Linked DNA regions of Homo sapiens: all the other regions are linked to region 1. Evidence: chromatin contacts called from ENCODE Hi-C or POLR2A ChIA-PET data. All regions are on one chromosome and are shown on one strand. Each heading gives the region's core, a stretch centred on a gene start or an enhancer-like site at or near the end of the contact. The rest is flanking DNA. Distances are from core to core; before and after follow the strand shown.

Evidence for each region. A loop is a pair of places that touch in the nucleus more often than their neighbours do. ChIA-PET counts read pairs that join two places held with the same protein, here RNA polymerase II (POLR2A). Pooled maps may share reads with other maps.
Region 2: a loop to region 1 is called in a map with no recorded cell type, with 4 times the contacts of the local background. The contact joins the enhancer-like site here to the promoter of SHMT1 in region 1. A Hi-C loop is called at or near these places in 1 of 37 single-sample maps with no recorded cell type and 2 of 50 pooled maps. POLR2A ChIA-PET finds 5 or more read pairs at or near these places in 1 of 52 experiments (H1).
Region 3: a loop to region 1 is called in a pooled map, with 4 times the contacts of the local background. The contact joins the promoter of RAI1-AS1 here to the promoter of SHMT1 in region 1. A Hi-C loop is called at or near these places in 2 of 37 single-sample maps with no recorded cell type and 8 of 50 pooled maps. POLR2A ChIA-PET finds 5 or more read pairs at or near these places in 1 of 52 experiments (activated CD4-positive, alpha-beta T cell).
Region 4: a pooled map shows a loop between it and region 1 (5-fold over the local background). The contact joins the enhancer-like site here to the promoter of SHMT1 in region 1. A Hi-C loop is called at or near these places in 2 of 50 pooled maps. POLR2A ChIA-PET finds 5 or more read pairs at or near these places in 2 of 52 experiments (H1 and activated naive CD8-positive, alpha-beta T cell).

What each region holds. Positions count from the first base shown.
Region 1 is chr17:18,362,097-18,365,487 of GRCh38, reverse strand. It overlaps SHMT1 (serine hydroxymethyltransferase 1), which reads left to right and starts at 1,938. Exons shown (of 12, transcript NM_004169.5): 1 at 1,938-2,116. RefSeq lists a silencer at 1,844-2,313.
Region 2 is chr17:18,919,124-18,923,594 of GRCh38, reverse strand. All of the region lies in intron 9 of PRPSAP2 (phosphoribosyl pyrophosphate synthetase associated protein 2), which reads right to left. Among named protein-coding and RNA genes, the nearest start is that of SLC5A10, 31 kb to the left of the region's middle. RefSeq lists an enhancer at 1,320-1,399. Within about 2 kb of position 1,399, at least 7 of the 41 ENCODE cell types and tissues checked have a DNase peak (open chromatin) inside an H3K27ac peak, as active enhancers do.
Region 3 is chr17:17,763,447-17,768,185 of GRCh38, reverse strand. RAI1-AS1 (RAI1 antisense RNA 1) reads left to right here and starts at 1,884. Exons shown (of 2, transcript NR_130894.1): 1 at 1,884-2,368. The region is part of intron 2 of RAI1 (retinoic acid induced 1); the gene reads right to left. RefSeq lists enhancers at 1,861-1,920, 4,297-4,739.
Region 4 is chr17:18,898,677-18,903,175 of GRCh38, reverse strand. All of the region lies in intron 8 of PRPSAP2 (phosphoribosyl pyrophosphate synthetase associated protein 2), which reads right to left. Among named protein-coding and RNA genes, the nearest start is that of PRPSAP2, 43 kb to the right of the region's middle. RefSeq lists an enhancer at 2,444-2,493. Within about 2 kb of position 2,120, at least 8 of the 41 ENCODE cell types and tissues checked have a DNase peak (open chromatin) inside an H3K27ac peak, as active enhancers do.

The sequences.
Region 1 (3,391 bases), core at 689-3,188:
TTGCAGTGAGCGAAGATCGAGCCACTGCACTCATGCCTGGGCGACAGAGCGAGACTCCGTCTCAAACAAACAAACAAAAAGAACAATTAGCTGGGCATGGTGGTGCACGCCTGTAGTCCCAGCTACTCGGGAAGCCGATGCAGGAGAATTGCTTGAACCAGAGAGGCAGAGGTTGCAGGGAGCCAAGATCGCATCACTGCACTCCAGCCTGGGTGACAGAGCGAGACTCCATCTCAAATAAATAAATAAATAAAACAAAAACAAAAAACAAAAACACTCACTATGTTGGCCAGGCGCAGTGGCTCTTGCCTGTTATCCCAGCACTTTGGGAGGCCGAGGAGGATGGATCACTTGAGATCAGGAGTTCAAGACCAGCCTAGCCAATATGGTGAAACCCTATCTCTACTAAACATACAAAAATTAGCCGGGTGTGGTGGCTCACGCCTGTAATCCTAGCACTTTGGCAGGCTGAGGCAGGTGGATCACAAGGTCAGGAGATCAAGACCATCCTGGCTAACATGGTGAAACCCTGTCTCTACTGAAAATACAAAAAATTAGCCAGGCGTGGTGGTGGGCTCCTGTAGTCCCAGCTACTCGGGAGGCTGAGGCAGGAGAATGGCATGAACCCAGGAGGCAGAGCTCGCAGTGGGCCTAGATCGCGCCACAGCACTCCAGCCTGGGCAAGAGAGGGAGACTCCGTCTCAAAAATAAAAAAAAATTAGCCAGGCGTGGTGGCGGAGGCCTGTAGTCCCAGCTACTCAGGAGGCTGAAGCAGGAGAATGACGTGAACCCGGGAGGTGGAGCTTGCAGTGAGCCGAGATCGCGCCACTGCACTCCAGCCTGGGCGACAGAGCAAGACTCTGTCTCAAAAAAAAAAAAAAGTTTTTTTTGTATTTTTTGTTTGTTTGTTTTTCGAGATGATGAGGGTCTCACTCTGTTGCCCAGGCTGGAGTACAGAGGCAAGATCATTGCTTACTGCAACCTCTGCCTCCCAGGCTCAAGTGATCCTCCCATTCAGCCCCCCAAGTAGCTGGGACTACAGGCGACTGCCACCACACCCAGCTAATTTTAAAATTATTTGTAGAGACAAGGTTTCACCATTTTGCCCAGGCTGGTCTTGAACTCCTAGGCTCAAGCCATCTGCCTCGGCCTCCCAAAGTGCTGGAATTACAGGGGTGAGCCACTGCGCCCGGTTTTTATCATTCTTATAATAATTATTGTTATCATTTGACAAATAAAAAAATTTATGACGCAGCCTCAGGTGGTCCTGACATGTGGCCCCGGTTTTTATCATTCTTAACAATAGGTAATGTTCATTGAGTCCTTATTGTGTGTCAGTATTTTATTTATCTTATTTTATTCTTCTTGAGACGTTGTCTCGCTCCGTCCCCCAGGCTGGAGTGCAGTGGCGCGATCTCGACTCACTGCAACCTCCGCCTCCTGGGAGGCAACATAGTTAGACCCCCATCTCTACTTCAACCTGGGGGACAGAGTGAGACCCTGTCTCAAAAAAATAAAAATAAAAAATAACAAAAATAATAATAATAAAGTGTCTGCTCTTGGATTATACACCTACAGAGTAATAATGTTGCAGTTTGGACGCACATTTGTCCTACTTTAAATGACCACCCTGCAAACTAAAAGTAGTACCATGAACAAAATTCACTCATAATCCCACGGCCCAAGCGACAGGCTTAAGTGAGGAAGGCCCTGTGTAGTCTTCCTGGAAATCTTGGTCCACACACCAGCCCTGCAGCCAAAGCGGGTCAGTTCTGCAGGTCCCTGCCCCAGGTGCGCAGCTGCACTACGCGGCCTCCGGCCCGCCCCGGAGAAACAGGCCCTGCCCGCCGCTGCGCCGCAGCCAATAGCGCGGGTGCGTTTGGTGGCGGCCCATGCTTGGCTGCGCTCTCTGATTGGGCGCCTCCGGGGGCGGGGCCAAGCCCAAGCCTGGCGCGCAGAGTGCACCTTCCTGAGCTCGAGCGGTCCAGCGCCAAGTTCGGGGTTTGGGGTTGGAGCGGCTGGTCACGTGGCTGGCCCGCGGCGGTGCGCGGGGCGTTGGGTCAGCGGGTCTGGGACTGGTGGCACCGGCGGCGGCGTAGGACGGAGGCGTCGCTAGGTACGTGCGCGGGCCGTGTTCCGGTAGGTGGGCGGCTTCGGGTCCGAGGGCCGCGGCGTCCCAGAGCCCGGGGGGTGCTTCGGCGTCCTCGCTGTCCCCCGCCGTACCCCACCCTCTGCAGCCGCAATGACGGGAGGGGAGCGCTTGGGTCGCGCCTGGGCTGGGGATCGGGCGGCGGCCAGCCGCAGCGCCCCAGTTCCAGGCACATTCGGTATGATGGGGTGGCGGCCCGTGGCCTTTGGCAAGAATGCGAAGGCTTATCGGGGATGTGAGTAGTAGCTCTCCACTGAACACTTTTCTCGTTGAGCATTTTCGATTTAAACAATCCTAGCTCCTTCACAACAAAGCTGCAAGTCAAGTGCTACTGTTTCCCCCATTTTACAGGTGAGGAAGGTGGTGGGGCCCTGAGAAAGGAGGCAACTTAAATGGCAGAGCCCGGAATAGAACCCGGGTTCTCAAAGCCTGCGCCCCTAAAGGCTGCGCGCAGGGTCGCTCCACTTTTGGCCCGTGCCACCAGATCCCTGTGGGGAATGAGCTCTTCCTGTTGCCCGCAATCTGCCACCCCCTGTTCTAGGAGACAAATGTTGCACTGTGAAGTTCTTGGCCCGGTGCCTTGGCTTCGAGATTCCGGGAGTTAAGTGACCCTTGGTCCAGCTGAGGTCAGCACAGATGCGGGCCTTCAATCGGGCAGTTACCCAGAGAATAGACTGGAAACACCAGTTTAGGTTCTTGCAGAAATAACATTGTAGGCCGGGCGCGGTGGCTCATGCCTGTAATCCCAGCATTTTGGGAGGCCGAGGTGGGCGGATCACTTGAGGTTAGTAGTTGGAGACCAGCCTGGCCAACATGGTGAAACCCCGTCTGTACTAAAAATACAAAAAAACCTGGCTGCCCATGGTGGCACACACCTATAATCCCAGCTACTCGGAAGGCTGAGGCAGGAGAATCGCTTGAACCCGGGAGGTGGAGGTTGCAGTGAGCGGAGATCACGCCACTGCACTCCAGCCTGAGTGACAGAGTGAGACTCTATCTCAAAAGAAAGAAAGAGAGAGAAAGAAAAGAAAAAAAAGAAAAGAAATAACGTAAATTTATTACTTGGGGGAACTTGGAACGGAAGTGGGTAATTGTGTTTTTATTTAGTGCAATGTCCTGGGACAAGGCCTTGGAACTGAAGAGAAACCATTGTTCAGATTCTGGCTCTTATATGGCTTTAGACAAGTTAGCTCCCTGGGCCTCAATTTCCTCTTCTGTAAAGAAGAGAACACAAAATGTGTG
Region 2 (4,471 bases), core at 150-2,649, 560 kb before region 1:
TAAAACTATCTCTATTAGCAGATGACATGTTCCTACATATTGAAAATACCCAAGAATCCACAAATCCACCTACCAAAGCTAATAATATATGAATTCAGCCAAGTTGCCAAGTACAAAATCAACACACAAAATCAGCTGCTACACAGCAGCACTGAACAATCAAAAGAGGGAATTGAGAAAGCAATTCCACGCCAGGCGTGGTGGCTCACGCCTGTAATCCCAGCCCTTTGGGAGGCTGAGGCGGGCGGATCACGAGGTCAGGAGATCGGGACCTTCCTGGCTAACATGGTGAAACCCTGTCTCTACTAAAAATACAAAAAAAAAAAAAAAAAAAAAAATTAGCCAAGTGTGCTAGTGGGCGCCTGTAGTCCCAGCTACTTGGGAGGCTGAGGCAGGAGAATGGCGTGAACCTGAGATGTGGAGCTTGCAGTGAGCCGAGATCATGCCACTGCACTCTAGCCTGGGTGACAGAGCGAGACTCTGTCTCAAAAAATAAATAAATAAAAATAAATAAATAGATAAAAATAAAAAAGTAAAAAAAACCCCTACAGAATGGCAGAAAATATTTGCATATCATGTATCTGGTAAGAGTCTAGTATCCAAAATATATAAAGTAGGCTGGGCATGGTGGCTCATGCCTGTAATCCCAGTACTTTGGGAGGCCGAGGTGGACAGATTGCCTGCCTGAGTTCAGGAGTTTGAGACCAGCCTGAGCAACATGGCGAAACCCTGTCTCTATAAAAAAATACAAAAATTAGCAGGGCGTGGTGGTGCATGACAGTAGTCACAGCTACTTAGGGGGCTGAGGTGAGAGGATCACTTGGGCCCGGGAGGTCAAGGCTCCAGTGAGCCACGATTGCACCACTGCACTCCAGCCTGGGTGAGAGAGTGAGGCCCTGTCGCAAAAAAAAAAAAAAAAAAAAAAATTATATATATATATATGCGCCATATGCCAAAATATATAAAGAACTTTTATAATTCAACAAAAAAAGACAAACCTAGTTCAAAAATGGGCAAAGGATTTCAACAGATATTTCTCCAAAGAAGATATACAAATGAAGTCATTAGCCATTAGGGAAATGTTTATCAAAATCACAATGAGATGCCACTTTATGCCCACTGGGCTGGCTACAATAAAAAGTAGAAAATAAGTGTTGATGAGGATGTGGAGAAACTGAAATCTTTGTACATTACTGGTAGGAATATAAAATGGTGCAGCTGCTGTGAAAAAAGAGTCTGGCAGTTCCTCAAAAAGTTAAACATACACCAAGTGACGCAGCAATTCCGATACCAGGTATAGACCATGAGAAATGAATCATCTATCCACACAGAAAACTCATACATGAATATACAGAGCAGCATAGCCAAAAGTGGAAACAACCCAAATTCCTTTCAAATGCTGACAATGAAATATTATCCAGCCACCAAAAGCAATGAAGTACTGACAAGTGCTATCACATGGATGAACCTCAAAAACATGCTCAAAGAAAGAAGCCAGATACAAAAGCCCACATATTATATGATTCCGTTTATATGAAGTGTCCAGATTAGGCAAACATCCACAGAAACAGAAAAGAGGTAAGTGGTTGCCAGGGGCTGGGGGATGGGGGCATGGTGAAACTACTTAATGGGTGCAGGGTGTTCTTCCGGGGTAATGAGAAGTTTTGAAACTAGAAAGAAATGGTAACTGCACAAAACTGTGAATATACTGAAAGCCAGTAAATTTTATACTTTAAAATGGTTAATTCTATGTTATGTGACTTTGACTTCAATTTTCTTTTAAGGCAATGTCACAAAAAGAAAAAGTTAAAATACTGTTCTAGATTGGGACTTTTCAACTGCTGAGATCTTGGGCCAGACACGTTTATGCTGCAAGGGACCACCCTACGTACTGTGAGAAGTTTAGCAGCATGTTTGGCCTCTACTCACTAGATGCCAGTAGCCACCCCCTTGATTCTGACAATCAAAACTATCTCCAGACATTTCCAAATGACCTCTAGGAGACAATATCCACTCCCTAATTGAGAACCACTGCTCTAGATTGAAAGAGATGAAAGACATATGACAACCAGAGGCAATGTGTGACCCCAGGTGAGCATCAGGAGAGGGCAAAAAAGTGTAACAAAACAAAGCAAAGCAAGATAAATTCCAGAACTGAAGTGACTTTTTACATTTTCAACAGTCCTACTCCCAGGACACTTGACCTCAATGCCGGTGAAAAAGTATAATGAATCACCCTCTAGGAAATCAATTTGACAAAAAGCCTTATATTCATACCTTCTGACTCATTAATCTCACTTTTAGAAGCTTGAAATGAAATAAGCCAAAGTATGGGAAAAGTGTTTTATCCACATATATTTCCTGCCACATTATAAGGGCAAAGAACAGAAGAAAACATAAAAACCCCAAATTAGGCTGTGGTTGGGCAGTCTAAGCCACATTCATACGATGGGTTATTAGCCATAAAAATGCTGTTTACAAGAGGCTGAGGTGGACAAATCGCTTGAGCCTGGGAGGTCAAGGTTGCAGTGAGCCGTGATTGTCACTGCACTCCAGCCTGGGTGACAAAGTGAGACCCAGTCTCAAAGAAAAAAAAAAGAAATTGCTGTTTCCTGTCAAAGTTTCTGGTGACCTGAGATGACACGTCGGGCAGCTGGGAGAAGGAGGCAGCAACATGCACAATTATGTATGAAGCATGCATCGCAGCTTTATGAAAATAAGGGTGAAAAACCAAAAAGAGGCTCACCAAATTAAAGTGGTGTGTCTTTGAATAGTGGCATCAAGCACTAATTATTATTTTCTTCTAACTTTTATGGATAATATTTTCAAATATTATATATAGTGCTTATATTCTGAAAAAGTATTTTCATTGTTTTTTAGTAGGCATATTTTCATCTATAAGAAATCAGAGGATACAAAATAATTTTTAAAATCTAATACTAAATAACAAAATCTTTATATTCGAGATGCTACAGGAAGAATGCTTTCTTTTCCCTTCATATATTATTTGCTAGTACCTTAAAAAAGTATTCTATGTAGGGTGTCCAATCATCAAATGTATAAAAACAATCAAATATTTAGGATCTATGAAACTAAAATTCTACTGCATTCCCAAAGACGGCCTGTAGTGATCACTACTTGAGTCAAAACATAAACATAGAAACATTATAATTAAAATTATGAATGAAACATAAAGATCCCACGAGTAAAGAAATATTAGAAAGAACATAGAGATCATCCAGTCCTATGAACTCATTTCCAGATGGGAAACCTGTAGTTCAGTGTCTGCAGTCCAGAGTCCACTCCCAAAGGCCACACCAAAAGCTAACACCCAGCAAGTTCCAAAGAAGCAGCGTTCATCTAAAGACTGCCAACGCGTTCCTCATCACAGCCCATGTGCTTACAGGACTGAAGAGGAACATATATTCTTCCATGCTCCCGGGCATGGCTCATCTCACCAATGGTCCCAGCCAGCCCTTGCAGGGTTCTGCTGAGGTTCCTAGACACAAGCCCCTCTGAGGCCAGGCAAGGATTCTGAAAGGGAGCGGCAGCCCCAGGCCTACCCCCCAGCACCAACAGCCTGGGCACGTGAGGCTGTGAGAAATGCACACACAAGCAAAAGGCTTTGAGGTCCTGAGCCAAACGCTTTATTAACACCCTCCCAGCCCCAAATCCTGAACCCTGGCTCTATCTCACTGCCTTCCTCCTCCTTAAATCCCCATTACTAAGTCCAAGAGACCCAAGAACACAGTGGAAAAAGCACAGGTTTTAGTCAGACATGTCCAGCTTGTCACTATGTGACTGCAGGGAAGTCGCTTTCTCTTTCTGATCCTGTTTATCTATAAAGTGGAAAATCATCACTCAATTAAAAGGGCTGTACTGGAGACTAATACACTAAAAATGTTCATTCCCTCCTGCTATCTTTTTTAGAGACAGGGTCTCACTCTGTCACACAGGCTGGAGTGCAGTGGCACCATCATGGCTCACTGCAGCCTCGACTTCCTGGGTTCAAGTGATCCTTTCACCTCACTCTCAAGTAGCTGGGATTACAGGCACACCACCATGCCTGGCTAATTTTTTTTTTTTTGAGAGGTAGTCTCACTGTGTTGCCCAGGCTGGAGTGCAGTGGCACAATCTCAGCTCACTGCAACCTCTGCCTCCTGGGTTCAAGTGATTCTCCTGCCTCAGCCTCCTGAGTAGCTGCGATTACAGGCACGAACCACCACACCTGGCTAATTTTTATATTTTTTAGTAGAGACAGCGTTTCGCCATCTTGGTCAGTTTGATCTTGAACTCCTGACCTCATGATCCACCCACCTCGGCCTCCCAAAGTGCTGGGATTACAGGTGTGAGCCACTGCGCCCAGCCGCCTGGCTAATTTTTAAACTTTTTGTAGAAACGGGGTTGTGCTATGTTGCCCAGGCTGGTCTCAAACTCCTGGGCTCAAGCAAACCTTCCACCTTAGCCTTCC
Region 3 (4,739 bases), core at 635-3,134, 600 kb after region 1:
ACAGTGTCCCCTACGTCCCAGGCATTCTGCTGAATGCTGCAAGAAGGTCATGATTTAATCCTCATATTACACCTGTGACATCACAGATACCAGCAATCCTCAGGGTAGCAACAGTTCCTCTTTACTGAGCACTTATTATATGCTAAGAGTTCCACTTACATTAAGCCAATGAACCATCACAACCACCCGGTTCTGGAGCTTAAGAGATAGGGGTTCAGAGAGGCAAAGTCATTTGCCCAGGATCACGAGATGGGAAAGTGCTCAAGGCTGGAGTGAGCCCACGTTTCTGAGCTTACCGGCTCAACTACGTACTTGGTGGCAGTGCCAGCCCTGTGCCCACCCTGCCACAAACATCACCAGGCCCACCTGTGAGTAGCAAGGCTGGAATAACAAGGCCACCATTGCAAGGAAAACACTGAGACTCTTGGCGGGAGCCTGAGAAATGTCCTTCAGTCTCTCCCTGCAGAGAGGCAAAGGCTGAGGCTTAGGGAGGGCGATGACCCCTGAAGGATCACAGCACACAGCAAGCCTTCCAAACCCCAGTCCCCACAGCCCAGCTTCCAAAGACATTTTTTTTCTGACCTGCCAAATGCTCATGATCTGAAGCACAATGGAAAAGGCAGGATGCAAAAGCAGGCATTCAACACAATCCCAATTTTCTTAAACAAACTGGGTGGAAATGCACGAAAGTACTAACATCAGTGTGTTCTCAGCAGAGGGGCTGGAGCTGACTTCATTTTCTTCTTTACATTCTTTAGTATCTTTTTTTTTTTTTCAGCGAGTTTTTTTAAAAAGACCAACAGCTCTGAGTTTTCTAGAATGAATGGGAACAGGAATTTGTAGAACCAAATTCTGGTTAATGGAGAGTTGCCATAGATACGGTGTGGGGATTACACATTCCCCAAGATCCAGAGCATAACACAATAATTCTGGGCCTGCTGTGGCCTAGGCCTCTCTTCCCTTCTTTGTTGAGGATTCAGTAGGCTCCTCAGGCCCCGGGGTCCTCCCTGGGACATTTCCACCTGGCTCGTTGGGGAAGTCAGTGCTCTGGACGGTGTGCACCCCAGCAAAGGGCTGTGGGGGGTTCCTGGAGCTGGGAGTTGACTGGGCCAGGGCTCATTGGGAAGCATGTCCATGTGTGTGCTATGCCCTCCTGCCCAGTCTCCACTCTGGCCCTCACTGGTCCCTGCCCCACTCCGCCCTCCCCTCCCATCTGAGACCTCCCTCAGACTCACACCACCCCACCCTCTCCTGCTCGCAACCCATGGGCTTCCAAAGCCACAAGACCAGATTCCTGCCCTCCCCTGAGCTGGCCCCTGCCACCATCTATCTCCAGCACCCGCAGTGCTCTCCCAGGCCTCAGAGACAGTGGCTCCTTTCCTGCCTCCACACCTTTGCTGTCTGCTGCCTGGAGCACCGATTCCTGTGCCAGGCTGTGGCCATCACATGGGGCCTAACAGTGCCGCCGCCTGTGCGCCTGCCTGTCATCCCCAGCAAACCCTACCACGCTGCCTGCTGGGGTCCCCGCCCTGGGCCTCGCACAGTGCAGTGCTGGGGAATCCATCAGCAGTGCTCTCCGCCTGCCTTGGAGGTGGGGCTGGGTTGAGGCCCCAGCACGCCCCAGTGCTGACGCCCAGAGTTCGGCAGACAGAGCAGAGCCACCTCCTGCCCAGAGAGCACCCTGGGTCTCTGGCCTGAGAAGAGCTTACAGCTCCTTAATAGAAGCAGGCCTCGGACGCGCCTGAGTGACACCACGCCTGGCTGAGAGGTGGTGGCTCGCATCAAAGCCTCATTTTTCTTCTTCCTGTTAGGCGCTGAAACAATTTACATAGAGCGCCCCACATGTGTCTGCGACAAAGATGCATCTTTCTCATAACTGGCAGGCATCCTCCCTCGGCTTCCCAGACACCCCCATCAATGCCTGGCCCCCTTCCTTAGGAGTGGGGGTCTCAGAGACATGAGGCTTGGGGAGGCCAGCCAAAGTAACAACTAGGCCATATGTTTCTTAAAAACAAAACCCAACAGCCCTTAAGGGCTTGGGGGTGGGGAATGCATCCTGCAGGACCAGGACAGCTGCACGGGACACTACAATGTGAGTTCACAAGAAGGCCGCCTGGCTGCTCAGGGGCTGGCCTGGGCACCTCGGAACCAGGCCTGGACCCCAGGTCTTCCCTGTGATGAATCCAAGTTCAAAGGCACCAGCTCCAGCACCTACCGCTCAGGCTGGGAGGCTCCAGGGGCAGCTCCCAAGAAGCCCTGTCTTCTAGAACCAGAGCCTGAAGCCCCACCATTCTCCTGGCTTCATTCCAGGCAAAGGATTACCCATGCTTGGCTTCTAAGAAATGCCACACCCCAAGAGGGTAACAGGGTAAGTCTTACCACCCCTGTGAGCGATCAGCACTGGGGCCCTTCATCCTGTGTGTCCAAGAGTGGGGAACAGAGGCAGGCTGAACCCCAGCCCGAGGCCCCAGGGCAAGTGGTCCCCTCCCCTGACTTAAAAGATGGGCCGTCTTCCCTCTTGTGAAACGGGTGACTTGCAGGGAGATTCCTCACACGTGTACCTGGTGGAAGTGAGTTCAGTGCATTCAAATATTATACAACTATTCTTGCCTGTGTACTAGAATGTGCTATAACACCACCGTGTGACTCACACAGTAAGGCCTACGTCTTGCCGTTTGGGGCTGCACACTCAGCCTCATGTGTCTGGGCCTTGCTTTACACGATTTTCATCTTGTGTGTACAATACAGACCCCCAAGTCGCCTGGAAGACAAGTCCACGCTGGGGATGTTTCTGGATTCTGAGGTGGAGGAGCCCTAGGGCTGGGCCCACATACCTTCCCCTCCACCTCCTGCCTGGACTGTACCTCGGTCTCTTCTGTGTGTCCAGTAGAGGCTTCTTAAATGCAAATGAGACCATGGCAGTTCCACTTCCAAGGCACACATTGAATGGGAACTCCACATACAGGAACCAAACAATGTGTTGGAGAATGTTCACGGCAGGTATATTCACAAGATCCTCCAACTATTTTAGTTTTCAAAAAAATGTTTGAGAGATGAGGTCTTGCTATGTTGCCTGGGCTGGTCTCAAACTCTCCTCCCGTCTCAGCCTCCCAAAGTGCTGGGAATACAGGCGCAAGCCACCGAAGATCCTCCGATTATAAACAATCCAAGTGTTCATCAAAAGTAGGAGGGAGAAATAAGCTGTGGCATATGCACACAATAGAATACTACACAATAATGAAAAACCACTGCCACACACAGCACAGATAGGTCTCATAAATAGTAAAAGAAGAGGAGGCCAGGCGCGGTGGCTCATGCCTATAATCCCAGCACTTTGGGAGGCCGAGGTAAGCAGATAGCTTGAGGCCAGGAGTTCAGGACCAGCCTGGCCAACATGGCAAAACCCTAAAAATACAAAAATTAGTTAGGCGTGGTGGCAGGCACCTGTAATCCCAGCTACTTGGGAGGCCGAGGTAAGCAGATATCTTGAGGCCAGGAGTTCAGGACCAGCCTGGCCAACATGGCAAAACCCTAAAAATACAAAAATTAGTTAGGCGTGGTGGCAGGCACCTGTAATCCCAGCTACTTGTGAGGCCGAGGCACGAGAATTGCTTGAACTCGGGAGACGGAGGTTGTAGTGAGGCGAGATCGCACCACTGCACTCCAGCCTGGGTGACAGAGCAAGATTTTGTCTCAAAAAAAAAAAAAAAAAAGAGGAAAAGAAGTTGGACAGAAAAGGTTTCATGTCTGTGAAACTCAAAGGCAGACAAAAGTACTCTTGGGCAGGAAATGCCTGATGAGGGGGATAAGGGACATCTGGGGGCTGGTGATGTTCTTTTTCTTGATCTGAACTTCAGTTATACCCGAGTGTGTTTGGTTTGCAGAAATTCATCAGCTGTCCACCTATGATTCGTGCTCTTCTCTGTATGCAAGTCAATAAAAAGTTAAAAAGTAAAACTAAATGAGGCTGCAGCCTACTCTACTCAATCCCTCCCAAGGCTCCTCACCTTGCTCAGGGTAAAGTGCTGAACCTTCTTGGTCTTTGTGGTCAGTGTCGGCACCACCACCAAATATTTCCTGTCCTCCTCAGCCAAAGGCAGCAAGCGTGTCACTAGCCCATAAAGATGTCCGGAGGATGGCCATGTGGCCCACTTTGCAGTGAAATTCAAGTGGAAGTGCCACATGCTGCTTTAGGAAGCTCCATGCATCTGTACACCTGTCTCTCTCCCTCTGTGCCACGAAAATAGCCCTAATGGCTGTTGTTCTGTCTGCCCAGGTCCTGAGTGACATCAGTGAGCAGTTTCCCAGCTGTCTGGTCAGAGACCTGGCATGAGTGAGGGTCAAACCCTGTTTGAAGGGGCTGATATTTGGGGATATTTGTTATGCAGCACGCCCAGCCTATCTTGAGGAGTACAACCAGGCATTCTAGGCTTTTTGTGGCCTGGACCCTCCCAACCTCTCTGGCTTTGTGAAACAGAAACATTCTGACTATGAGTCCCGTGGATTCTACACTCCAGGCATGCTGGGATCTCACAGCTTTTCAAATGCACCAGGTTCTTTTATGACCTGGGCCCCCGTACCTGTGCCCAGCACACTTCTCCCTGCCTGCCTTCCAGGCAGACTGCTTTTGCTCCTTGGCCACTCCGGCAGAGTGGGCTGGCCCCGTCTTTTGGCTCCCAGGGTCCCTCGGTGCCCCCTCTGCCCCAGCACAGCTCACCCCTCTTGCTGCTGCCAGCAGC
Region 4 (4,499 bases), core at 871-3,370, 540 kb before region 1:
GATTACAGGGGTGAGCCAATGCGCCCAGCCTCTAAAACATTCATTTAATGTAGTATGATCTATGTGGATTCAATTACTGAAACTGGGAGAAAAAGAGACTGGGTCTTTCGTTCCAATCTACCCAACTGACCTACCAGTCAAAGAGCACATGAGGGCAGTCTGCAAGTGCCATGGGAACACAGCCCTGCCTGCACTGGTCACCACCACATCCACGATGGCTGGCACAGCAGCACTCAAATATGTACTCGGTAAAGACTGAGTGGAGGGGGGCAAGTCAATTTCTTTTTTTTTTTTTTTTTTTTTTTTGAGATGGAGTTTTGCTCTTGTCACCCAGGCTGGAGTACAATGGCGCAATCCTGACTAACTGCAACCTCTGCCTCCCAGGTTCAAGCAATTCTCCTGCCTCAGCCTCCCAAGTAGCTGGGATTACAGGCGTGCGCCACCATGCCCCGCTAATTTTGTATTTTTAGTAGAGACAGGGCTTCACTAAGTTGGTCAGGGTGGTCTCAAACTCCTGACCTCAAGTGATCCACCCCCCTCGGCCTCCCAAAGTGCTGGGATTACAGGTGTGACACCGCACCTGGCCCAATTTCAATCATATTTGGCCAACACTCAAGTCCCCTAATCACTGGTATAGAAAACATTCTTGGAAGTAAATAGTTGCCCCACTACCTTCAAGGAAACAACATTTGGTGGAACTACCTTGGTTCCTTCATCTCTGTGGGTCTGTTTCCTCATCTATGAGAGATTATAACTGCTGACTTCCAAAGTTGCAAAGATCAAATAACATAACATAGATAAAAAACATCTGACGCTACACATGCATTCCTACAGGGCATCTTCCTAGGCCTCATCAGCCCCAGCAAAATAGGTTCTCAATAAACATTTGAACAGATGAATGACAAACATCACTGACAAAAGCCAAAGAAACTGAGCAAAAGGCTACTACATCCATCCCTCTGTGAACAGGTGGGTGACAGAAGTAAACTGAGGACTCTAGAGGTTACTAAAAGTCCACCCAGATGGGAAAGTCAACAGAAAATTCATCATGTTCTTCTGGTATTTAGTGGGAAAGAAAAAAAAATGTATCAAGGCCAGATGCAGTGGCTCATGCCTGTAATCCCGGAACTTTAGGAGGCCAAGGCAGGAGGATTACTTGTACCCTAGAGTTAGAGACCAGACCTGGCAACATAGGGAGATCCCGTTGCTACAAAAATAAGGAAAAAACCAGCTGGGCATGGTGGCACATGCCTGCAGTCCCAGCTACTCAGGAGACTAAGGCAGGAGGATCTCTTGAGCCCAGGAGATGGAGGCTACAGTGAGCCGTGGTTGTACCACTGCACTCCAGCCTGGATGACAGAGCAAGAACCTGTCTCAAGGAAAAAAAAGTATCAAAACATTGTCACTTCTGCTTCCACTAGGAAGGATTATTAATACTCCTTCTGCCACCCACAACTAAAACCCCTGGATGTTACATACAAACAAAAATGAGAAGACTCTGGCCAGGCGCAGTGGCTCATGCCTGTAATCCTAGCACTCTGGGAGGCTGAGGCAGGCAGATCACGAGGTCAGGAGATAGAGACCATCCTTGCTAACATGGTGAAACTGTCTCCACTAAAAATACAAAAATTAGCCAGGCATAGTGGCAGACGCCTGTAGTCCCAGCTACTCGGGAGGCTGAGGCAGGAGAATGGCATGAACCCGGGAGGCGGAGTTTGCAGTGAGCCAAGATCGTGCCACTGCACTCCAGCCTGGGTGACAGAGCGAGATTCCGTCTCAAAAAAAAATGAGAAGACACTAAAAGGTAGAGAGAAGGCAGACTAGCAAGGGACCTCAGGACCTGAGCAACGTCACGGTGGTGGCTTCCTTGGGCATTCCTTTTGCCTTATTATCCCAGATTTGTAGCTGGAGAAGAAGCGACCCAAAAATGCCAGTGGGCAAAGACAAGAAAAGCTCCAACAAAGGTCGGCTCTCCCTAGTCAAAGGACTAAGAAAAGGGCAACCTAGTGAGTGAGAAAATATTTAGACAATAACTGCCTTACTCTAGCCACACAGGCAGGAAAGCCACAGCCCACGTTTCCGCCACATTTCCGCCGCATGAGTAAAGGTTGAGGGGTGAGCCTGTACTTCCTGGCTTGTCAGGCTATAATGAGGCACCCCAAACCCAATGGGGTGGTTTCACAGAAGGCCAAACAGGGAGCTGGGACTTTCACCCTCACTCAGCAGTAAGGAGCAACTGCCAGAGTCAGTGGAGAGTGAAATCTGGACTTCTACCCCCAACTCAGCAGTAAAGAGGTGCCCCTCCCCTCTCCATTGCAGTGGTATCAGAGGCAGCCTGGTGGAGTCAGGAATTCCACCACCACCCAATGAGAATGATGCTACTTTTCCTTGGCGTCAGCGGAGGACATGGAGGGAGCATTTCCACCCATGAGTAACAAGGACCACCTTAGGTGGTCCACACAAGGCCTGGTGGTGAATCTCGACTTCTACCCTTACCTAGCAGAAACGAGCCCCAACACCACCACTTTCCCTGCCAGAGTCCTGAGAAGCCAGCAAAATCAGAAGGCCTAAATGAGACCCAGAGTCTCACACACAATATCTAAAAGTCCAGATTCCAATCAGAAGCCACTCGCCACACTAAAGGCCAGTGAAATCTCAATATGAATGAAAAAAGACAATTAACAGATGCCAACACCAAGATGACAGACATGCTGAAACTGTATAACAAAGATTTTAGAGCAGCCATCAGAAAAGTGCTACAAGCAGCAATTATGAGCATGTGTGAAATAAAAAACAAGAAGTCTAAACAAAGAAAGTATTGACAAAAAAATAGAAGGTATAAAAAAAGACCCAAGGCCAGGCGTAGTGTCTCATGACTGTAATTCCAGTACTTTGGGAGGCCGAGGCAGGCAGATCACTTGAGGCCAGGAGTTTGAAACCAGCCTGGCCAACATGGCAAAACCCCGTCTCTACTAAAAATACAAAATTAGCAGCCAGGCACGGTGGCTCACGCCTGTAATCCCAGCAGTCTGGGAGGCTGAGGCGGGCAGATCACGAGGTCAGAAGTTCAAGACCAGCCTGACCAACATGGTGAAACCCCATCTCTACTAAAAATACAAAAATTAGCCGGGCGTGGTGGCAGATGCCTGTAATCCCAGCTCCTCAGGAGGCTGAGGCATAAGGATCACTTGAACCCAGGGAGCGGAGGTTGCAGTGAGCTGTGATAACACCACTGTACTCCAGCCTGGGCAACAGAGCGAGACTCAGTCTCAAAAAAAGAGAACCAAAAACTTATTTTAGAACTTAAAAAATACAATAACCAAATTAAAAAGCTCAGTTGGGCTGGGGGTGGTGGCTCACACCTGTAATCCCAGCACTTTAGAGAAGCTGAGGTGGGCAGATCACTTGAGCTCAGGAGTTCAAGACCAGCCTGGGCAATATGGTAAAATCCCCGTCTCTACCAAAAATACCAAAAATAAATTCGCAAGACACGGTGGCATGCACCTGTAGTCCCAGCTTCTTGGGAGGCGGATGTGGGAGGATTGCTTGAGCCTAGGAGGCAGAGGTTGCAGTGAGCTGTGATCATACCACTACACTCCAGCCTGGGCAACAGAGGTGAGACCCTGTCTCAAAAAAAAAAAAAAAAAAAAAAAAAACTCAGTTGGATATACTCAACAGCAGAATGGAAGTTACAGTGAAAATAATAATGGAGGTCAAGGAAAGAATCAGTGAACTGGAAGACAGACAACAGAAATTAGCCAATTTGGACAACAGAGAGAACAATGGCTGTGGCAGGGCATGGTGGCATGTGCTTGTAGTTTCAGCTACTCTGGAGGCTAAGATGGGAGAATCACTTGAGCCCAGGGGTTCAAGACCAGCCTGAGTAACATAGTGAGACCCACTAAAAAATAAAAATATAAAAGACTAGAAAATAAAAATAAACAGAATCCCATGGACCTGTAACAAAAGATCAGCTGGGCACGGTGGCTCACACCTGTAATCCCAGCACTTTGGGAGGCCAAGGTGGGTGGATCACCTGAGGTCGGAAGTTCAAGACCAGCCTGACCAACATGGAGAAACCCCGTCTCTACTAAATATACAAAAGTAGCTGGGCGTGGTGGTGCATGCCTGTAATCCCAGCTACTTGGGAGGCTGAGGCAGGAGAATCGCTTGAACCCAAGAGGCAGAGGTTGCAACGGTGAGCCAAGATCACGCCATTGCACTCCAGCCTGGGCAACAAGAATGAAACTCCATCTCAAACAAACAAACAAACAAACAAACAAACAAACACCTGACATTTATGTCATAAGAGTCCCAGAAAAAGAGGAGAAAGACGGTAGGACTAAAAAAGTACTCAAAAAGACAATGGCTGAAAGCTTCCCAAATTGGTCAGAGACATAAACCCACAGCTTCAAGAAGTCCAGCAAACACCAAACAGGATAAACCCAAAGCAATCTCAAGATATATCATAATTAAACTTTTGAAAACTAAAGACAAAG